Linked DNA regions of Homo sapiens: regions 1 and 3 are each linked to region 2. Evidence: chromatin loops called from intact Hi-C (ENCODE). Cell type or tissue: Caco-2. All regions are shown on one strand. Region 1 overlaps LINC01622 (long intergenic non-protein coding RNA 1622). Region 2 holds the start of LOC124901236 (a long non-coding RNA gene). Region 3 has its middle 49 kb from the start of FOXQ1.

The links. A loop is a pair of places that touch in the nucleus more often than their neighbours do. Peaks named below come from ENCODE experiments on the same cell type or tissue, not always from the same donor. Only the 100,000 strongest peaks of a DNase experiment are listed, where the experiment ranks them.
Region 1: a loop joins it to region 2, with 5 times the contacts of the local background. A loop is called at or near these places in 3 of 110 quality-filtered maps.
Region 3: it touches region 2 in a loop (4-fold over the local background); 3 of 110 quality-filtered maps call a loop at or near these places.

Annotation. Positions count from the first base shown.
Region 1 is chr6:1,051,863-1,059,862 of GRCh38, forward strand. The region is part of intron 1 of LINC01622 (long intergenic non-protein coding RNA 1622); the gene reads right to left. Among named protein-coding and RNA genes, the nearest start is that of LINC01622, 45 kb to the right of the region's middle. In Caco-2, no CTCF peak of the experiment used is centred here; DNase peaks (open chromatin) are centred at 3,279, 4,359, 4,757 and 6,105; H3K4me3 peaks cover 180 bases.
Region 2 is chr6:909,737-917,736 of GRCh38, forward strand. LOC124901236 (a long non-coding RNA gene) reads left to right here and starts at 1,645. Exons shown (of 4, transcript XR_007059393.1): 1 at 1,645-1,754; 2 at 3,222-3,338; 3 at 3,611-3,713; 4 at 5,548-5,687. In Caco-2, a CTCF peak has its summit at 3,300 (motif pointing right); a DNase peak (open chromatin) is centred at 3,325.
Region 3 is chr6:1,259,317-1,267,316 of GRCh38, forward strand. No RefSeq gene overlaps it. Among named protein-coding and RNA genes, the nearest start is that of FOXQ1, 49 kb to the right of the region's middle. In Caco-2, a CTCF peak has its summit at 3,985; DNase peaks (open chromatin) are centred at 4,185 and 4,835.

The DNA.
Region 1 (8,000 bases), 140 kb after region 2:
AGTGCTCTTCTAACCCATTTTCTTCTTACTGAGGTCTGCATTCGTCTGTTGGATCTGCCATAACGAAATCCACAAATGAGGGGGCTAAAACAACAGTCATTCATTTCTGCACAGTTCTGAAGGCTGGAAGTTCCAGAGCAAGATGTGGGCAGGATAGTTGTCTCCTGAGGCCTCTCTCCTTGGCTTGTCAATGGCTGTCTTCTCCCTGTGTCTTCACATGGTCACCCCTCAGTCTGTGTGTTGTCTTAGTCCTAATCTCTTTCTATGAGGCCATCAGCCATCACATTAGGGCCCACCCCTATGACCTCATTTTACCTTAATTACCTCATTAAGACCCTATCTCCAAGACAGCACATTCTGAGGTCCTGGGGGTCAGGACTCAATGTATGAATTTTAAGGAGAACAGAATTCAGCCCACAACAAGGTCCCTGCAGGAAGAGCTTTTGAGGGTGACCCCTTACCAAGATCTATCCTCAAGGACGACATCAATATGTGAGCCAGTAGTGTCTTCTCCCAGCGTTCCTGCAGCTGCCAGCCTTGAAGATGCAAAAGCACCCTGTGTGCTCTTTGGTCCTTCTTTGCCCGAGACACCCTGTACTCCCCACACATCCTTGGTCACTGGGTTCTGGATCTCACCACCTCTTCATGAAGATAGTACCTCTAGCTCCTCTTTCATGAGGCTCAGAGATGAGTCCCCAAGGCTTGGCTGGTGGTAGGTTTCTGTGACCTGTCCACCTGAGGGTGTATTCAGAACCACTTCTCCCTTCCTGACACTAGTTCATCTCACTGGAAAATGAGTTCATTCCCAAAAGGATCCATAGCCCCCCATCCTTCTGATGCACTTGGCATTGCCCAGTAAGCTGTGACTCCTAAACAGTGGGCTGTGTGGAATGATTTGTGCTTCTATGTTTTGCTCTTAAAAGACAACTTTCACAGAAGGCTTTTTATAGGTATGTTTTCTGTAGGCTTTTTATGGTATCTTTCTGAGATACTTTTGCTGTTGGTACTTCATAGCCTCTGTCATAAACTAGGATGGAGGCCGGGTGCGGTGGCTGATACCTGTAATCCCAGCACTTTGGGAGGCCGAGGTGGGTGGATCATGAGGTCAGGAGATCGAGACCATCCTGGCTAACATGGTGAAACCCCATCTCTACTAAAAATACAAAAAATTAGCCGGGCATGGTGGTGGGCGCCTGTAGTCCCAGCTACTTGGGAGGCTGAGGCAGGTGAATGGCGTGAACCCAGGAGGCGGAGCTTGCAGTGAGCCGAGATCGTGCCATTGCACTCCAGCCTGGGTGACAGAGTGAGACTCTGTCTGAAAAAAAAAAAAAAAAAAAAAAAAAACTAGGATGGAATTTCATGAAAGCTTTGAAAGAGGAGGGAGAAAAAGAGTGAGCAACCAAGTGACTACTTACTCTATGAGGACAGGGGCAGTGTCTGTCCTTTTCACCCATGTGTACTCAGTGCTTATCCAGTAATTGACACATAGGAAAACATCAATAACTGTGGATTGTTGAAGGCATATGTGGCAATGGTAACTAAGCACTTGAACAAGACAGAGATCCAATAACTAATTATCATTTGGAGCTTAAATCATATTCTCTGGGTATTTTTTTGAGCAAAGACATACTGGAAGTCTTAGTCCTCCACAACGGACCCCAATTTAGGTCCGAAAACTCACATAGGCATAACCATAGCCATGAACATAAACACAACCACGGACACAGACACAGACATAAACACAACCATAGCCATAACTACAGATGTACATGTAGACATAAACATAGTCATCAATGTAGGTATCAACAGCAACACAGAAGTAGACATAGACCTAGACATAGCCATAGCCACAGCCATAGACACGGCCATCAACACAGACGCAGACATCAACAGCAACGTAGACATAGACATAGTCATTAATGTAGGTATCAACAGCAACATAGACGTAGACATAGACCTAGACATGGCCATAGCCACAGCCATAGACATAGCCATCAACACAGACACAGACATCAACAGTGACGTAGACATAGCCATAGACATAGCCTAGCCACATCCATATATATAGCCATCAATACAGACGCAGACATCAATCGTGACATAGACATAGCCATAGACACAGCCATAACCAGAGACACAGACATCAACAGCAACATAGACATAGACATAGCATAGCCGTCAACATAGACATAACCATCAACATTGCCATCAACATTGACACAGACATAGCCATCAACACAGACATCAACAGTGACATAGACATAGACAAAACCATAGACATAGCCATTAACATCGACATCTACACTGATATCGACGTAGACAAAACCATAGACATAGACATAAAGGTAGCCATAGCCATAGAGGCAGACATAAATATAGACGTAATCATAGACACAGCAGATGTAGCCGTAGACACAGCCATAACTGCAGCCATACCCACAGACACAGACATGCACATATTCATATCAGTAGTTCTTTGTCTTCTGTGGACACTGCTCAAGCAAAAGAAATTTGGAAACAGGAAATTCTACTCACTAAGAGTGTTTCTGTCCCATTTCTAGCATCTTCTCAGCCACATAGTACAGTGTGTGCACCATGGTTTCATAGTGTTCTGGATGCTGCTGGGGAAGTAGTGACTATCCCCCTTCAGCACACCCATGGCACAGTACACATCCTGGATTCTGCAAGCCATATCTGGCACTGTTGCCACTTCATCAGTTCATATTGTGGGAGGAATTAAGATGTGAGCCACCGCGCCCGGCCAATCATGACACTTTTGACGTGTTAAGTCAGATAATATTTTGTTGTGGGAAGCTGTTCTGTGTATTGTAGGCTACTTAGAAACACCCCTGGTCTCCACCCACCGCTGAGGGCCAGGGACCCCCTTCCCCTTGTGGTGACAATGGAAAGCATCTCCGACTTTGGCAAATGTTCATCACCTCCTCCCTCCCCAGACACCGGTTGACAACCAGTGGCCCAGCACACAGGGAACAGAGTGGGGAATAGATATGGGAAAGGAATTTCTAGAAATCTCCAGGAGCTCACCACTGTGGCAGCAGGGATGAGGAAATACATCAAAAGGTGATCTAAGTGGGAATTAATTTGATCTTGGCTTCCAACAGCTCCCCTTCCCCATCTTCCTGCCTCCTCCACCCCCACCGGCTATGCACATTCTTTTCTCTTTCACTGAACCTGTTCCAGTATCTGTGCAATCCTCCAGATCAAATTCATTTGCCTTTGACAATTGCCCCTTTGATTCCATGTGGAGGGGGAGGGTGGGCTGTCCCGTCCTGCGGTGAGAGGCTCCTTTCGGTTCCCTGTGATCTCCCTAGGTGTATAGATTGCAAAACTCAGGTATAGACAAGGAGCTTAGACAATAGACAGACTCATTAGGGAGCCCTTTGAAGTGAGCAAACAAGGCAGTGGCAGACGCCTCCTCTTCCCCTTTCTCCCTCTCTCTTTCTTCCCGTCCTTCATTCCAGATGCCCATGGTGGGAACTGGCAAAGCAAAGATCGAAAAGGATGGAATGAGGAAAGAAGTGAGTCTTTAGAGGAGATGTGGAAGCTCCCCGTTGCCTCCTCTCCTCACTGGGCAGTGAGCCCAGGAGGCAGCACCCTGCACGGTCACCTGAGACTGGACCTGAGGCTGGGGGAGGCACTTCTGAGGCCAGACCTGGTGTTACTGTGGGGGCTGCAGGGGATGGGTGCTGGGGTGCAGATGACAAGCAGGCTAGATGGACGTAAAGGCATGGCCTGAAACGTGTCGGAGGGAACAACTCTTCTCTACTCCAAACTTCCTTTCCACATGTGGGTGAGAAAAGTCCACTTAAAATCTCCAGCCCCTGCCTTTCCTCTCTATCCTCGGAAATCTGTCCATGCTCCAGGCCACGAGTACCCATCCCAGCGGGGGAATAAGACCTACCTATCCCCTGTGATTCCTGACTTCATGCCACTGCCCTGGAGAATAGCACAGGCTAAAGGTGCATTTGCATACGGAATAAATGCAAGGAGGCTGCTGCTTTGACCTTGCCTTATTCAACACAGAGACTGGAGGCTATCCTAAAAGAGCTAAGGCCAGCATGAGAACAAATGAACCACAGGGCATCTACTGTCAACTGGAGAAGACCCGTGAAAGCAATATTTCTAAAACAGCATGATAGCAGCTTTGAAAATCAAAGCAGGAGGACTTCCTGGGACTTCATGGAAAGAACCATAACATCTAGCAGGTCCCACTTCATGGAAGTCTTTGGCGGGGGGAGTGTCACCTCTGAAGTATCTTCAAGTCTTTGGACTTTGCACTGTGCACAGCAAGTTTTCTTGCTGGAGAGAAACCAAGCCCTTCACTGACACTACTTTCAGTGTTCACAACGCACTCCAGGGGAGGGGCTGTCAATCAGGCTTCGGGGTAAGTGACCTCACTCGGGCCAGTTAGAAAGTCAGTGGCACATCTGGAAGCAGAAGACTCCACAGCCGGCCGGACGAGGTGGCTCAAGCCTGTAATCCCAGCACTTTGGGAGGCCGAGGCAGGCAGATGACGAGGTCAGGAGATTGAGACCATCCTGGCTAACACAGTGAAACCCCGTCTCTACTAAAAATACAAAAAATTAGCCGGGCGTGGTGGCAGATGCCTGTAGTCCCAGCTATTCAGGAGGCTGAGGCAGGAGAATGGCGTGAACCCGGGAGGCGGAGCTTGCTGTGAGCCGTGATCCTGCCACTGCACTCCAGCCTGGGTGACAGAGCGAGACTCCATCTCAGAAAAAAAAAAAAAAAGGCTCCACAGCCCTGGGTGTCCTCATCTGGTGTCTGGGAGACAGTGAGCACCGCCTATCTGGGACACTGAGCCACCGGCAGCCTTGACAGAGCCAGGACATGCGGCCCCACACAGGGCAAACACAAGGAGTCGGTGTGCTGGCCCCTGGCTCCGGCCCCTCCGGGAGCTGCCAGAGACCCTGTGTTAGCTCTGTGCTATCTTCCAGGGGGCACACCAGATTCCACAACAACCCCCATCCTTTAAATAATATGGTCTCTCCTTTTATGAGCAAATTGCAAACTGTTTATCATGAGATTTTTTGAAGTATGACTTTTGTTATAAAAGATTAGAGAGTTTTTGCTGAGAAATAGAAGAAAACAAAAGAAAATAAACTATAGTCCCACACGGTTATGCAAAGATAACACAAAAGAAAATAAACTATAGTCCCACACTGTTATACAAAGATGACTATTGCTAACATTTTGTTTATATTCACCCAGTCTGTTCTTTGCAGGATGTACTTTTTTTGGGAGAGTTGATGTCTCCCTATGTTGTCCAGGCTGGTCTTGAACTCCTGGCCTCAAATGACCCTTCACTTTGGCCTCTCAAAGTACTGGGATTACAGGCCTGGCCAAGATGTACATTTTTAAAGATAAGCTATTTATCACTCTTCATTAATTTTCCCCAAATGCTTTTGCTTTTTGGAAGGTGTCACACATGTGTCACACACGTGATATGCAAGTGTGTCTTACTGCAATGGTTCTCCATGGTTTTCGATGGGCATTGTACTCACCTATGGAGGTTTTGAAAATATGGATGCCTGGGTTCTGACCCCAGAAGCCCTTTTCTTTTTAATTGGTTTGGGTGTGGTCTGAAAATCTGGATATTTAAACTATCTCCAGTTAATTACACTGTGCAACCCGTGTTGAAAATCTGCTCCTGGGTCTTCCTGCTAATGCCCTTTTCTGGCAAGCGCCAGCCTATCTGGGCCAGCGTCAGCCCTCCTGTGTTACACGGAGCTCACCAGAGCACAGCCTTCGCCCCAGTCCCGCTGCTGCTCCCTGCAGCTGTTGCTATCTTGCTTCCACCCAATGCTGTCCCTCAGCGCTCCCCTTCCACATCCCACCCAGTAAGGAACTACTCGCAGCGACCCCATGGCGACGTGATTTCTTTCTGCAGTGCAGACCTACTTGTTGTAGGCTCAAGGGTGGAGTTAGCAATTTAAAGAATTAAAATGTAGGTTGCCACCCATCTCAGCCTGGCATATGCTCCCATCATCCCCAGGAGGCAAGTAAAATGTATAGAAACCAGACAGCAGGTTCCAGCATCTAGACACCTGAGAACCATAAAAACGAGTCCCTGCTGGCTGTGCCGGCAGCCTCGTCTTCCTGGAGAAGATAAGAAGAGATTAAGATTGCTTTTGGAAGCACTCTAAATGCTAGGTTTATGATAAAGCTCATCTGCCACTTGCAATCAGAAAGTGCTAGTCCTGATAACAAGAGTATTAAACCTCTCCTGGCAGATTTCTGTGTCTTTTTTGAAAAACAACAAGATGGAGGTTTCTTTAATGCCTGTTCTTACCTTTCCTGTTTGTCTGGGACATGTGGATATCTTCAAAAAGCCCATACATTATCACTTGGGTATATGGGCAGCTTAAAACTATGTTTTGCAATATTTTACAGTTGTCCAATTGTCCCCAACCCCTTGTAGTTATGTCATTCTGCAGGTCTGAATGACATAACTAGAACTGATTTGAAGAAGAGTCCCAGTCATTACTGATACTGTGTTTCTTCCAACTCTTACACTCTGGGATCCCATATCCAGGGAAGAAGGCACTGTGGGGGTGAGTGCCCCAGCACGCTAGGCCTAACTGTGTTTTCCCACAGCGTGCTGGTCAGCAGACACAGAGTGTGGTGTGGCAATGACTGTATACAAAGCCTCTTGGTTTAAATAACTTCAGGCCAAAGTGTTGGCCAGGGTGAACCTGTTGACCAGGGGACACAAAGGAGGTAAACACTAAAACCTTTGGGACCCTCGTGCACTGTTGGTGGGAATGTAAAATGGTGTAGCCACTGTGGAACACAGTATGGCAGACCCACAAAAAATTAAACAAAAAATTATCCTATGACCCAGCATTTCCACTTCTGGGTGTGTACCCATAAGAATTGAAAGCAGCGTCTCAAACAGATTCCTGTAGAACCACATTCATAGCAGCATCATTCACAGAAGCCAAAAGATGGAAGCAAACCCAAGCATCCATCCTTAGATGAAGGAATCCATCAGGAAACACGGTCTATGCATACAGCATGGAATTCAGTGTCAAAAGGGAAGGAGGCCGGGCGCGGTGGCTCACGCCTGTAATCCCAGCACTTTGGGAGGCCGAGGTGGGCGGATCACGAGGTCAGGAGATCGAGACCATCCTGGCTAACACGGTGAAACCCTGTCTCCACTAAAAATACAAAAAAATTAGCTGGGCGCGGTGGCGGGCGCCTATAGTCCCACCTACTCAGGAGGCTGAGGCAGGAGAATCGCTTGAACCCGGGAGGCAGAGTTTGCAGTGAGCCGAGATCGCGCCACTGCACTCCAGCCTGGGCAACAGAGCGAGACTCTGTCTCAATAAAAAAAAAAGGGAAGGAAACCCTGACCCATGCTGCAACATAGATGAACCCTGAGGACCCCAGGCTCAGCGAGATAAGCCACTCATAAAAGGACAGATACTGCATGATTCCACTTACTTGAGGTTCCTAGACAGTCAAAAATCACAGAGACTGAAAGTTGAATGGGGGTTGCTGGGGCTTGGGGGAGGGGAGCGGGGAGCTACTGGTGAAAGGGGACAGAGTTTCAACTTGGGAAGGTAAAAAAATTCTGGAGATGGATGGTGCTGATGATTACACAACAATGTCAATCAACGATGCCACTGAACAGCACATTTAAAAATGGTTAAGGTGGTAAATGTATGTTACGTGTATTGTTCCACAATTTAAAAAAACTAAAAACTCAAAACCTTGCTTTTATGAACTTATACAGAAAACAACACAAATCTCCTCAATGTGATGGAGAATCACCTTTGTGTAAAGTGGCTTAGTTGCTGTAAGAGCTCAGAGAGGGGAATGTCAGGCTCGGGTGGAGGTGGGGATCTGAGAGGGACTGGGGCAGAGAGTCACGGGGTTGAGCCCTGCCGGTGAGGCAGGTTTCAGAGGCCGGAGGAGCCTGGGACTCAGGACAGAAAGAATTTTATTTTCCTCATGAT
Region 2 (8,000 bases):
GACATCATGTCATCAACGGTCTTCTCAGCTCAGAGCCCCTCACATCATCTCATGGGCCCCTTCTCCCTCAGAGCCCCTGACATCATCTCATCAACGGTCTTCTCAGCTCTGAGCCCCTCACATCATCTCATGGGCCCCTTCTCCCTCAGAGCCCCTGACATCATGTCATCAACGGTCTTCTCAGCTCAGAGCCCCTCACATCATCTCATGGGCCCCTTCTCCCTCAGAGCCCCTGACATCATGTCATCAACGGTCTTCTCAGCTCAGAGCCCCTCACATCATCTCATGGGCCCCTTCTCCCTCAGAGCCCCTGACATCATGTCATCAACGGTCTTCTCAGCTCAGAGCCCCTCACATCATCTCATGGGCCCCTTCTCCCTCAGAGCCCCTGACATCATCTCATCAACGGTCTTCTCAGCTCTGAGCCCCTCACATCATCTCATGGGCCCCTTCTCCCTCAGAGCCCCTGACATCATGTCATCAACGGTCTTCTCAGCTCAGAGCCCCTCACATCATCTCATGGGCCCCTTCTCCCTCAGAGCCCCTGACATCATGTCATCAACGGTCTTCTCAGCTCAGAGCCCCTCACATCATCTCATGGGCCCCTTCTCCCTCAGAGCCCCTGACATCATGTCATCAACGGTCTTCTCAGCTCAGAGCCCCTCACATCATCTCATGGGCCCCTTCTCCCTCAGAGCCCCTGACATCATGTCATCAACGGTCTTCTCAGCTCAGAGCCCCTCACATCATCTCATGGGCCCCTTCTCCCTCAGAGCCCCTGACATCATGTCATCAACGGTCTTCTCAGCTCAGAGCCCCTCACATCATCTCATGGGCCCCTTCTCCCTCAGAGCCCCTGACATCATCTCATCAACGGTCTTCTCAGCTCTGAGCCCCTCACATCATCTCATGGGCCCCTTCTCCCTCAGAGCCCCTGACATCATGTCATCAACGGTCTTCTCAGCTCAGAGCCCCTCACATCATCTCATGGGCCCCTTCTCCCTCAGAGCCCCTGACATCATGTCATCAACGGTCTTCTCACTCAGAGCCCCTCACATCCCATGCTGTCCCTCAGCTCCTGTGAGGCCCCCGTGTGCTCCTATAAAGACAGTCAATCAGGCTTCCTCCAATGCGCCACAGACAGGATCGTGCGGCTCACCTTTCTTCACTTTTGCAAGGATAACTTCTGATGTGCTCACAGAGGCCCCTATTTCCTTCTTTCATCCAGTCTGATACACTGAGTGTGTGGAAGAAGTCAGGCCTGTCGGACCTCAGTGGTCATCTATTGAATTCTGCTTTGCACGCTTTAGCTGGTGGTCTCACTGTATCCTGAGATGCACTTTTTTGGGAAAGTGGACATGGTGTTCCCCTGTTCTCCTTCATTGGCCCTAAAGGTTTCCCATTCCTTTTAGGCAAAAATGCAATGTACACAACTATTCCCATTTATTAATTTCTATGTTCCAGAAACTGTCCTAGACACTTTATATAAGCTCACTTAAGTCTCATGACCATCCTGTGAGGTTTATATTCTTGCACCCATTTTACAGATGAGGAAATAGGGTCAGTAGGTTGATTAACACAGCTGAATGGCAGAGCTGGATTCGATCTGAGGTCAGCCTGACTTTTCCTTCAGGATGATGCGCTGCTTCCTCTGATGAAGGATCAGGGATGCAGAATGGGACTGATGTACCTGTTCAACCATCCCACTCATTCTCCTCACTTTGCATGCTCTTCTCGGGGCCATCTACAGACAGGTGAGGGGCCCCCTACAGACAGGTGAGGGGCCCCAGGCAGACAGCTCCTTGGGACACTGAGCTCCACATTGAAATGTTACTCAAATGAATGCGCAGAGGAGCTGTGAGTGAGAAAGTAAGCCCTCCAGCGTGAAGAGCCCCGGAAAAGCCACCCTTGCTCTGGCACCTGTCATGCAGCCCTCACAGCAGTACTCCCATGGGGTATGGGAGGACAGGGGCACTTCTGTTGGTCTTTCCTTCCTCATGTTCGTCCCAGTAGGGCCTGGACCTGCAGCTGGGGCTTGGCGTCCCCTGGGGCCACAGCCACACAGACCAGCAGACCCAGCCTTGGGCAACTACACTAGCTGGATTAGAAAACTCCAAACATTGCACGGTGTTCTACATCCAGCATTTACTATTTTGTTAATCCGAAGGTAGATGCAAGAAAACACTGGACAGAAAGGAAGGTTCCAGCAGACAGCATCTCTAGCTCTCAGTAGGTAACAGCCTGGAGGACTCTTTGCCACCCCTAGGAAGGCCTGATCGGGGCATCCTTAGGGCTACTCTGTGGAACAGCCCCTTTCCTTTCTCCAGAGAAACCCGGGCTCCTGCTTTGCATCCTGAGAGGCTGAGAGGACCTCTTCCTGTGCATGCCTGAAGTAGAGAATCTTTGAGATGTAGAAAGCTTTCTATATACCAGTCATTTATTCCTGGTGTCCACATGGATTTCAGTCTGATCTGGGCAGAAATGTGCTCTGGGCGTCCCTGTGGAGAACTTTGCAGCAGCCAACTCAACTAGCAGCTAATGAGTTGTCATGTGAGCCTCACACAAAAACCTAGGCATCCAAGTGTGTGTGGTCATGGGGTGGGTAGAAATGGGGGGCAGACAGACACAGAGAGAGAGAAAGAGAGAGAGAGAGAGTTTAACAAGGTGAGCCCCAGGACAGGGATGAGTGTCTGTGGGACCCTTGAGATGGCTGGCTCATGGTGAGTGCTAAGTGCACATTTGTTAACTAAACAAATGAGCCAAATGACAAAAATGACAAAGTGTATTTTGATGCTGCTCAAAATGAGGGACTTATAGAACAAAGATAATGATTTCTGGTGAAATAGCCTAACATACTGACTGCTCTGAAGTCCTGAGTTTAGAAGGGGAGAGATTTGTCATATCCAGCTCCTTGCTACCATTCGGTCCTGAGGCTGAGACAGGACCCCTCGTGTCACATCAGCTGGGGTGCCCTCTGTCCCACCGTGATGTTGACGCCAAGGTGTCCACACCTCAGTGAAAGAATACTACCCTTCTACCAGGACCAAGGGTCTGGGTAAATTCCACTTCAGAATGCAGCCTTCTTTCCTGACAGGCACAGTTATTTTTGTCTTTTCATAACCCAGTTGCAGTAGGTCACACTCATCCTGGGCAATGCATTAAGCAGAGAGTTCTTTCTTATTATGCATTCTTTGGAAAAATAAACTCAATTTCCACTGCAGCTTTTGGAGCATGACGAGGGTGGCCCTGGAAGCTCCAGTTTCTGACTGAACTGAGTTGGTGAGCAGAAGCACATCATCTGCCAGGCCACAAGAGGACAGCAGTGGTTCGAGATCCAGGTCGCTGCTACCTCCTCCGTCAGGCTCCTTCCCCCGCTCCCCACCCCCCGCGCCCCCCTCCCCCGCCCCCACCTCCTGCCGGCATCAGAAGCACCTGCAGGATTTTAGGACTGACTTTGTCATGCTGTTCCAGGATTCTAATTTGCATGGGTCTTTATTGATGAATGTGCTGGAAAAACCCCAGAATGATATCAGCATCCCAAGCTGAAACCGGGCCATGCTTTCCGTCCTTCCAGAATATTCTGACATCACTGTTGTCTCTATTATCACAGACTCACTGAGAAAGTATGAGAAATGATTTACCTAAAAGAAAAACAGGAGCAAGTCCTTTTGTGTCTCCTGGCCCACGTGGTCAGAACTGGGGTAATAATGAAGGTATGGAAGAGAAAATACTCAACATTGCAGACTTGACATTTCCTTATCTTATGTTAGCCCCCTGGTTTTATCAAAATCTAAGAAAACTTTATGACTCATAACTTTCCTTCGTAACACAAGTATTTGACTCAAAAATGTTTATTGCATATTTACTATGTGTTGGGAATAGATGGTATGTGCTAGGAATACAGATACACACAAGCTGCTGTTCCAGGTGGGAGCTGTTCTTGGAATAGGCAGGAGGCAGACATGTGAACTAACGAGTTATAATTCAGCAAGCTGAAGCCAAGCTCAGGCCATGCAAAGGTCCTGTTGGGGGGAGCCCCGGGATGGGGGCACTGTGGCAGGGAGCCCCAGTGGGGGGCCACCGTTAGGATGAACCCAGGGAAACTGTGTCATGGCCAGGTGCTGTGCTGATGCTTTCCATACACGATCCCTTGCAGTTTGCATAGACTCAGGAGGCACGTACCAGGCTTAGACTGTTTCATAGCTGGAACAACTAAGATTCAGGAAAGAGTATCCAGTTGTCCAAAGTCTCCCAACTATTAATAATAAATGGGAGGGCTGAGATGGGAACGCAGGTGCTGACTTGAGAGCCCGGGCACTAACCACCACTGTACACCCCCTTCCCATCCTGGCCTCTGGGCTCCTGATGTGGACTCGTGCTTGCTGGCACCTCCTTCATGCGGTCACTAGAGCCAGAGGTGCAAGCAACAGGAGCTTCCCACTGCTTCACCAACCTGTGCATGCAGGAAGCAGCTTCTAGTCCCTTCTGCAGAGATGGCTGCTGGCAGCCTTAGGGTCGGGGCTCTGCACTGGGAACCCCACCCCTGCCTGGTCTGTGGTCAGGGCTCCTTTGGCCCTGTCAGCCAAAAAGCCATCATCACACCCACCCTGAGCTAAGGCAGGGGCCATGCATTGTTGGTTGTAATATTTCTTTTTTTTTTTTGAGACAGAGTCTCACTCTGTCGCCCAGGCTGGAGTGCAGTGGCACAATCTCAGGCTCACTGCAACCTCCGCCTCCTGGGTCCAAGCGATTCTCCTGCCTCAGCCTCCCGAGTACCTGGGGTTACAGGTGCATGCCACCACGCCTGGCTAATTTTTTTGTATTTTTAGTAGAGACAGGGTTTCACTGTGTTAGCCAGGATGGTCTCAATCTCCTGACCTCATGATCCATCCACCTCGGCCTCCCAACATTGGTTGTAGTATTTATTTTGCCAAGTATCATGCCTGACATGTTCCGTAATAATTCATTATAAATTAACAAATGAGTGACTAGAAGCACACAAATTCTGTTCAATTATGAGAAAAAGTTCCTGGTCTTACTGGTGACCTCCTAAAAGCCCCTCTGTAGGGGACTCTGTGGGTGAGCAATCCATGGTCTCCACATCATTGGAAGATTTTGGCTTCCCATCTTTGATGGACCCACAGAAGGGTTTCATGGTTCCTGACCTCAAGCTTCAGCATGTTGACATCAATTGTGCTGTCTTTCTGGACTTTTCATTAAATTCAATAACATCAAATTATAAGACACAGTAACTATTTCATGGCAGGCTCGCTGTCTTGAAACCATTCTTTTTCATGTTTACTCTCGAAATGAAAAGACAATTCTAGATTTAAATTGAAAGTATCCATTAGCGTCTATGAGTACAAGTGAGTGCAGAGTCCCATGCTTGGCACCTACCAGCCAGCATCATCTCTGGAGGCTGTGATGGGCACAGTGTGTATGCAGCACCGAATCTGTTTTCATAGATCTTCTCCCAGCATATCTCTCAGGCTCGAGAACGCTGTGTATTCAATTCCCTCATTCTTCAAGTCTTTTTTGTTTGTGCAGTATGCTGATGTGAACTGTGACGGCTCTGCAAGACACCTGGCGGAGGTTTCGATGATGCTGAAGTTCTCAATGTTGCCGTATGTCAATAGTTTGATGGAAAAATAAATCTGTGAAGTTTAGAGGTTGGGGATTGGCCCCAATAGTTTTCTTCGTAGCCATGCTCCAGTCCAACCAAGTGATGTAGCCTCAAAAGATTTTCCTGTGTGTACTCTGCACCAAGGAGACAGCACTGCAGTGAGATGTATGAGAGACCATTCAAGTATAGGAAACATCTCTGATTTGATTGTGTCCCACCCCTAGCCATGTCCTGCTGCCCCTTGGCCACCTGCACCCCTGGAAGGTGACCAGATCTGAGCACCTCATATCAAGCCCCCACATTTTTTTTTTTTTTTTGAGACGGTGTCTTGCTCTGTTACCCAGGCTGGAGCACTGGAGTGCAATGGCGCAATCTCACCTCACTGCAACCTCCACCTCCTGGATTCAAGTGATTCTCCTGCCTCAGCCTCCTGAGTAGCTGGGATTAAAGGCACCTGCCACCACGTCCAGCTAATTTTTGTATTTTTAGTAGAGATGGGGTTTCACCATGTTGGTCAGGCTGGTCTCGAACTCTTGATTTTGTGATCCACCCACCTCAGCCTCTCAAAGTTCTGGGATTACACATGTGAGCCACTGCGCCCAGCCCAAGCCCCCACCTTTCTAGGTAAGCTTATGATCACAGCTGATAGTGAGATATGAAGCGGCTGGGCTTCTGGGTCGGGTGGGGACTTGGAGAACTTCTCTTTCTAGCTAAAGGATTGTAAACGCACCAATCAGTGCTCTGTGTCTAGGTAAAGGTTTCTAAATGCACCAATCAGGACTCTGTAAAAATGGACCAGTCAGCACTCTGTAAGATTGATCAATCAGCAGGACATAGGCAGGGCCAAATAAGGAAATAAAAGCTGGCCATCCAAGCCAGCAGCAGCAACCTGTTCAGGTCCCCTTCTCGGCTGCGGAAGGTTTGTTTTTTCGCTCTTCATTGTTGCTGCTCACTCTTTGGGTCTACACTACCTTTAAGAGCCGTAACACTGCGAAGGTCTGCAGCTTTCCTCCTGAAGTCAGTGAGACCGCGAACCCACCCAGAGGAACAAACAAGTCCAGACGTGCCACCTTTAAGAGCTGTAACACTCACTGTGAGGGGCCTGGGCCTTCATTACTTAAGTCAGCCAGACCAAGAACCCACTGGGAGGAACCAATTCTGAACACAATAGTATTACAGGGTTTCAGAGTCATAAATGAGTTATACAGCAAATACAAGAAGAGTTTTAACTAAGTTTCTGTCTGGTGTGGCTTTCTCTGTAGTATAGGTAAAGATGTACAGTTCTAGGAGACACATATTAGGTTGCTATATATTGATAAGTTAGAAACTACCACTTCTGGGTCTTTTCTCATCAAATTATACAGAAAAAGAAGTCACGTCTAAGGTATTATGGAAAAAGTTCCACATCACCATGGAAAACCTGTGTTCTTTGTCCGCCCCTAGAATGTATAAACCTATAACCTTCTGTCAATCACTTAAACTCGCAGAGTCACGGTTTCTACAGCTGCCCAGTGGAGATGATGGTGCCCTGTCTACCTCATGAGATTACTGTGGGGAGAAGATAGGAAAAGTAATTTTAACTACAAAGCCCTATACAAATGTTCTTATTGACCACTGTGATATATATTTTCCTCTCTGGGCTCTTCATATCCCAGGTCTTGTGTATTTTATAAGTATAGTTGACCGTTGAACAACATGAGTTTGAGCTGTGAGTGTCCACTTACATGTAGATTTTCTTCTTCCTCTGCCACGCCTAAGCCAGCAAAACCAACCCTCCTCCTTCCTCCCACTTCTCAACCTACTCAATGTGAAGACAAGGATGAAGACCTTTATGATAATCCACTTCCACTTTGTGAATAATTAATATACTTTCCTTCCTTATCATTTTCTTAATAACATTTTCTTTTCCCTAACTTACTTCATTGTGAGAATATAGGATATAATGCATACAACATACACAATATGTGTTAAACCACTGTTTATGTTGTTGAGAAGGTTTCAGTCAACAGCAGGCTATAAGTAGTTAAGTTTTTGAGGAGTCAACAGCACGGGTCAGTGGCACTCCTGACCCCTGTGTTATTCAAAGGTCAACTGTACAGTGTTTGCCAGGAGGCTATGATGTGCCTGAAAGTGCCAAGCATCAGTTCCTGTTTACCACCTTTCCAAGTTCCTTTCTTCAGTAAATACTGATGTGACTACTTTGCATCAGGAACTCTGGTGGGCACTGGGGAGCCAAGCATGATGGCCATGCAGCCCCTGTCAAGAGGAGGAGATGGATGGCCAACGTCCTCATGCTCATCAGAGCTAAACAATGAAGCAGATCACAGGGGCTACTCCAGGGACACTCACCAAAGCCAGAAAGGCACTGCCCCCAGGA
Region 3 (8,000 bases), 350 kb after region 2:
GCTCATTCACAAGGCACCTATTCACTCAAGAGCTCTGATGTAGACGTACAAGAAGATTAATACATTGTTTTCATGCCTGCTAACACAACATCCATTCTGCAGCCCATGGATCAAGTAATAACTTCTTCTTTTAAGCCTTATTATTTAAGAAATACATTTCATAAGGCTGTAGCTACCATAGATAGTGATTCCTTTCATGGATGTGGGAAAAGTAAATTAAGAACCTTCTGGAAAGGATTCACTATTGTAAATGCCATTTAGAATATTCATGATTCATGGGAGGAGGTCCAAATATCAACATTAACACGAGTTTGGAAGAAGTTGATTCCAACCTTGATGGATGACTTTGAGGGGTTCAAGACTCCAGTGGGGGAAGGAACTGCAGATGTGATGGAAATAGCAAGAGAACTCGAATTTGAAGTGGAGCCTGAAGATGTGACTGAATTGCCACAATCTCATGAACAAATGTGAATGGATGAGGAGTTGCTTCTATAGATGAGCAAAGAACATGGTTTCTTGAAGCACAATCTACTCTTGGTGAAGATGCTGTGAACATTGTTGAAATGACAACAAAGGATTTAGAATATTAATATTACATCAATTCAGTTGAGTAAGCAGTGGCAGGGTTTGAAAGAATTGACTCCAGTTTTGAAAGAAGTTCTACTGTGGACAGAATGCTATCAAACAGCATCACGTGCAACAGAGGAATCTTTCATGTAAGGAAGAGTCCATCGCTGAGGCAAACTTCTTTGTTGTCTTATTTTAAGAAATTGCTACAGCCACCCCAGTCACCACCCTGATCAGTCAGCAGCCAACAACAGCGAGACAAGACCCTCCACCAGCAAAAAGATTGTGACTCACTGAAGGGCTTAGATAATCAGCATTTTTTAGCAATAAAGTGTGAGCAACAGGTGTGAGCCACCGCACCTGACTGCTACTGTAATTTTTACTACAGGGGAGAGCCCGTGGTTCTAGAAAGCGATGGTAAGGCTTATGTCAGCAGAGAAAATAAGTAAAAATGATTCTAAGAATATTTTAAGAAGTTATTCTAATTTGTTTGAGTGTTTAATTCTTCTTTCCTGTTGTTTTTCTTCCCTTTGAAGGCATTAACGATGGTTTATGTGAAGGGTTGTAGCTTCTACTCTATTTGGTCGGTTATTTCTTTTCTTTTCTTTTCTTTTTTTGAGACAGAGTCTCGCTCTCTTGCCCAGGCTGGAGTGCAGTGGCGCAAACTTGGCTCACGGCAAGCTCCGCTTCCCGGGTTCACGCCGGTCTCCTGTCTCAGCCTCCCGAGTAACTACAGGCGCCCACCACCACGCCCTGCTAATTTTTGTATTTTTAATTAACTTAAGTACATTTTTAGACATACTGCTATTTGTTGCACACTTAATAGACTACAGTACAGTGTAAACATGACTTTTATATGCACTGAGAAACCAAAAGTTTGTACGACTCGCTTTACTGTGATGCTCACTGTGCTGCAGTGATCTCAAACTGACCCAGCAAATGGAACTGAGGTCTGCCTGTATTTTGAGAGAGAGACCCAGCAATATAACTGAGGTATGCCTGTATTTGGAGAGGGAGACCCAGCAATATAACTGAGGTCTGCCTGTATTTGGAGAGGGAGACCCACCAATATAACTGAGGTCTGCCTGTATTTGGAGAGGGAGACCCAGCAATATAACTGAGGTCTGCCTGTATTTGGAGAGGGAGACTCAGCAATATAACTGAGGTCTGCCTGTATTTTGAGAGGGAGACCCAGCAAATATAACTGAGGTCTGCCTGTATTTTGAGAGGGAGACCACAATCACACGCGTAATAATATGTAATAGCTATTACAATTTATTGTTATAATTATTTTATTTCATTACTAGTTATTGTTGTTAACCTCTTATTGTGCCTAATTTATCAATTGAACTTTATCATAGGTATGTATGTATAGGAAACAACAGAGAACATACAATATATAGGGTTCCGTGTTATCCATGGTTTCAGGCATCCACTGGGGGTCTTGGGATGTATCCCCCAAGGAGAAGGGGGTGCTCCTAATGTGGTTGCCCTCCCAGTCTGCTGCAATTGATCTCAAAATACAGAAGAAGAGGAATCCAAATAGAAAGAGGCCAACGTCCAAAAGAAATGGCGGGACCTTGGGTGCAGGTCTTACAATGTCAGTTAAGACATTATCTCCTAAACCCCTTTCTTGGTGTACATGAAAGAAGGAGGAGATCACAAACTATCAGCACTTTGCAGAGACTGCAGCACATGGTGATAAAGGTGGTAGAATATATGAATTAATGAAACATTGTAGGGAATCCTGTCCAACTTCTTATTTTAGCAGAGGATAAAAATGAGATGGAGAGGATTGAAATGTTCTGCTTAAGGTCACTAAGATAGTTTGTGGCAAAGCTAAGGTTAGATCCTCAGTTTCTTGACTCGTCATGGACTCATAGAATCCCAGGGTTTGGAGGAATGGCCCAGACAAACCAGCCCTAAAATACTTAAAGCACTGTTTCCACATGCAGCAGGTGCAGGCCCAGTTTACTTCCAAGCTTCTGAGTGATGAGATCTCATTGCTTCCCAGGACAGCCCATCCTGCCTTGGACAGCTCTGAATGCTGGAGAATTTCTTAGTTTCCACCCCACTTCTGCCCTTGTAGTCTTACAACACAAGCTTTGCCCTGTTTTCCTTGGTCCTCAGAGTCGATAGTAGCTGTGAACCCTCTAGGTTCTCTGTCATTCTTCTGGAGGCAGTGTCAGGGCCTTTTGCAATCTGGTCCCTGTGCTTTGGGTCTATTCTGTCTTTGTCTTCTTAAATATGATGCCTAAAACTGAATGCCAGTACTCCAAAAGTGGTTACCCTAGCCCAGAGAAGGCGAGGCAGTGCAGCATTCTAGGAAATATTCCACCATAATGTAGCCAAAGATGGACGGAACAAACATATGAAAACCACCTCCTGCCCTAAGCCCTGGATTCTCGTCATCCTCACTGCTACTAAGCGCCATGGCACCCTTGGGGTACTAGTGCAGTTAATTCTTTGAGCCCAAGTGAAGAGCCTTTTTATTTAACCTTTTAAAATGTCATTCTAATACAATATGATAATAATATTGTAGACATTAATAGATAAGAATATTGTATTTTATACTCTGGATATTTGGCAAGAGAGTCAATTTTAGGCACTTTTATTGCAAAAGACGGTGATGACATGAGATAGCAGATATGTTAACTGGCTGGACTGTGGCATTCACTTCACTATGCATACATATATCAAAACATCATGTTGCATGCCTTAAAAATATACAATGAAAAATAAATAAAAATTAGAAAATAAAATGGCCTTCTGTCTTGTTCAGCCTTTTCTTCTAACCTGTGCTGTGAGGCCCTTTCGGCTCCTGATCCTGACTGTCCTTCAAAACGTGTGGTTTACCACTGAGCAGGACACAGTTAAGGCTCGCAGCTCAGCACCAGAAGTGTCTGTGAAAGCCGCTGCTGGCCATGGCTTAGACCAGCCTTTGTTGGGTGTATTCCCTGGACCTGCCAGGGAACGGCCACCCCAACCACCTCTGGCCCACATGCCTTTATTTTGTACACAAGGATATCATCACGAGAGACTGTGCCAGATGCAACCACTGTGGCTCCAGCATTTCCTTGACCTACCAGTCTAGTGGCCCCGTCAGAAGAAAGATGAATTTGCTTTCACATGATTTGTGCCTGTGAACCTGGTGTTGTGCGTGTGCCACAATGGCCCCGCCGCTCTAGCAAATATTGATGAATGTGCCCATGCCCTGCTGGTCAACCCTGCCACATGAAAGACCGATTTAAAGCAGGGGATGGTCCCTGATGAGGCCTCTAGGCTCTGACACCCCAAGACTCATCTGGGCATGATCTATGGGAGCTAGCCTGCCCTTTGCTTCCTGGGCTTATGGAGGACAGAGGCCTCTATCCTCCAGTGGCTCACACCTGTAATCCCAGCACTTTGGGAGGTCAAGGCGGAAGGCAGGGGGCACTCCAGAGCTGCTGTCCTTACACGGTCCCCAAGGAGGAACTTGTCCACTCTACTGCAAGCACAGTCCCCAGCCCTTTCTCATCTTCGGCACTCCTTGCCCGCTCCCTGAAACAGGGAGGTAGGCCCTCGCCTACCTTTTCTTCCCCTCTTGGCTCCCTGCAGGGCTGTTGCCACCTCTCCCTAGTCTCCACCAAAGCTAACAGGAAGCACTGGCTCTCAGGTCTCTTGGGGTCAGCTTTATGAATTTATGGTGCTGAAGGACTCCACTACAGCCACAGAATTCCAGCCTGTTCATTCCAATCCAGTAAAGCATTCCAATCAAACCAAAGGAAAAAAACTACGGAGCCCATAATCCTCCCGTAGACCAACAAACATGCCGCTTATCAGTTTGGATTCCAGAGGAAAGAAGGGCTCCCCATATAATAGTGATGTAAGAACCCTCTGTGTTTGCAAAACCACAATCTTCCTGATCAGAGTGCCATCTAAAATTATTACAAATAGGTCAGTAATCTCTGCCTTCAGCACAGAGGGGTCCTTTTACATTTTTTCCCTGGTTTGTTGTGTGTTATTTTTGCCATCATTCTTCAGTGTGTAGGTGGCATCATCGCCAGGAGGCAGAGACAGTAATAAACGAGCTTTCGGGTGTTGCCACTCTTTAAAAAAATCCTTTAACGAGTGGTTCTGAAGGCTGAGGTCATTGTCAGGTGCAGCCTGAGAGGAGGAGAGCCTCCTCGGTGGGGATCTTGAAGGAACACTGTCCACTTCAGTGCTCCACGACATGAGCAGCACAGCTGGCCTCAAGAAGGCTACACATACCGTCCACATGTTGGATCCAGCTGAATCGAACACGGCCAACCCTTTGAACTGCTTCAGCAAATAATATTTGACGCTTGGAATGCAGATAGCACTGTACATATTGTGTATGTTTCAAAGTGGCAGAGCACACCTTACTTAATCTGTCCTAACAACATACTGTAAGCACAGACCTTTTAACTCTTTGTGTTTAGAGTTAAGGATTCAAACTCTGAGAATTTGAAGGGGTCAAGATTGCTGGGCTAATTAGCAGACAGGTCAGGACTAGAATTGAGGTTTCTTTAACCCAAGACGTAAACTTTTCAGGGAGAGAATTAGGGAAAGAAAATGGAAGAACAATGGTGTTGGACCCAAATAGACTTGGATGCCAATCATGGCTTTCCTTGTTACCAAACAAAACAGATGGCCTAGGACTAGTTACCTAAGTGCTCTGAATTCTAGTCCCCTTAGCTGTAAAATGAAAGTATTTCCAACCATCAGGATGATGGTGAGAAATGGCACATGCAGCCTGCTTGACATGTGCTAGTTATTACCATAATGGCACCGAGTTTCTACTTAACGTCCTCACTGCACCACAGTGCCATCCGAAGGGCACCGGCAGGCGCAGTGTCTCACACCTGTAATCCCAGCACTTTGGAAGGCTGAGGTGATGGGATAGCTTGAGCCCAGGAGTTTGAGACCAGCCCAGGCAACATAATGAGACCTTATCTCTACCAAAAACATTTTTTAAAGTTAGCTTGGTGTGGTGGCATGTACCTGTAGTCCCAGCTACTCTGGAGGCTGAGGTGGGAGGATCACTTGAGCCCAGGAGTTCAAGGCTGAGGTAAGCCATGATCGTGATACTGCACTCTAGCCTGGGTGACAGAGATCCTGTCTCTAAAACAAAACACAAATACAAAGTGCACCCCACGAGTCACGTGTGAAAGGAAATGTTTTCCCAAGAGAGTCTCCTTTCATTGTTAAGCATTTTGGGGACCCTGCCTACTTTATCACCCCCTTTGAAATTAGCATCTTATGAGCTGCACCAGACTTCAGTCTCCAGGAAGGCAGGAACATACTGGTGTTTCTTATACAAAGCCTGCACACAGTCCACACCCAGTGAAAATTGCTGAATGAGCAATTATGAGGCGTTCTGCTCCAGGAAAGAAAAAAGAAAAACTAACTTTGTGGAACCAAATTTCCAAAACTTGCATCGCAGAGTCTGTCTTTCTCTGAATACCTGAAAGCTGCCTTAAAAATGCTGTTGTGGAGGGTCTGGTGTGTTCCAGCCACTCTCTGGGTAGGGGAAGTCTGTGGGGAGGGGGAGGGCGCTAGGTGGAACCCAACGGGTTTTCCATTCCAGCCATTCCCAATTTTATAAGCCCCCCCAACTCTGGGCTGACTTTTCTCATACCCAAGGATGTCACTGACTTCCTTTCTCTGTCCACCAATTCATTTAGAAAATGCAAATGCTAATTTCACTCTTAGTCTATAAGGAAAAAATAATAATTAGGAAGGTTAGTACAAGGCACATTTGCAATGTATTTCAAAAGTAAATTAGAACTTTCTCTTATAGGCATTAATGGATTAACTGAATCCTGGCTCCTACATGTTAGCCTGAGGTCAAGAGTTAAAACAACATTGAAATATCTTCCTAATCACAAAGAAATTCCAAATCAAGTCATTTCATTTGCACAGAAGTCTTGTAAATGTGATCTTTGCAGAGGGAAAGCACTCCATGGAATGAAGGGGAAGAAGGAGCAAGGGTACGGGTCCCAGTGGTCCCAGCCTGGACTCTTCCTAGCTGTTGAGCACAGCTGAAAGAACAGAGCAACACTCGAGGCCAAGGTGGAAAGAGCTTCCTTTCCTTGTAGGCCACTGACCTTACACTGGAACGAGCACCACCAGCAAACACCTGTGATGCCAATCGTCTTGCAGGTAGGAGAGATCCATCCAGGAGTGGGATGGACTCGACATAAGCTGCAGGTGTGATTCCTAAAGGACGTGCTACTCAAACACCATGGAGGCTCGGCAGCAAAAAGCTGGTGGCGGGGTTGCAAATTGCCAAGCACACCTGACACTCATGGCCCTACACGCTCATTCAACTGTTAAGATACGGAATAGAAATCTACCCCCTGGGCAACCCAAGTGTTCATTAACAGATACAAACAAACTGTGGTCCATCCACACAACAGAATATGATTCAGCCTTTAAAAGGAAGGAAACGCTGACATGGGTTACCACTGGATAAACCTTGAAGACATAGTGCTCAGTGAAATAAGCCAGTCACAAAAGGATGAGCGCTGTGTGATTCCTCTTATAGGAAGCACTAAAGTAGGCAAATCCATAGAGACAGAAAGTACAGTGGAGGCTGCCAGGGTCACGAGAGGAGGAGTTATTGTTCAATGGGTAGAGTTTCCATTCACAAGACTAAAAAGCCCAGAGACGGATGGTGGTGACGGTTTCCCACAGTGTGAATGTGCTTAACACCACTGGACTGTGTGCCTAAAATGATTAAATGGTTAATTTTATATTATATATATATTACCATAATTAAAAAGAATAGCATCAGTAGGGCCAGCACAATGGCTCACACTTGTAATCCCCGCACTTTGGGAGGTCAAGGCAGAAGGATTGCTTAAGCCCAGAGGTTAGAGACCAGCCTGGGCAACATGGCGAGGCCCTGTCTCTACAGAAAATCAGCTGGGCATGGTGGCATCTGCCTGTAGTACAAGCTACTCGGGAGGCTGAGATAGGAGGATCATCTAAGCCCAGGAAGTTGAGGCTACAGTGAGCCACTGCACTCCAACCTGGGCAACAAAGCAAGAAGACCCTGTCTCAAAGGAAAAAAAAAAATAGCACCAGCTATTTTTAAAAAATCCCCCATGGAAGTCAGGAACACTTTTATTCACTACTTCCTCAGCATCACAAAAGGTGTTTCTTCCCCATCCTGGTCTCCCAGCCAAGGATAAGCATTATAAATGCTGGTGCTTTGAGAGAAGTTGGGCTACTTCTAAAGTGGTGGTTTCTGTTTAAGCCTGGAATTTGCTCTCCCAGAGGATCAAGGACCATGTTGAGGCAGTCGGGCTGTGGAAAGCTCTGTGGCACCCCAGCACACTTTTGATTTCAACAGCATTGTCTCTAGCCGTCAAAGCATCCCTCTTTGGGCAGAAGTTTTCGATGACTGGCATTCTTTCACAATTCTT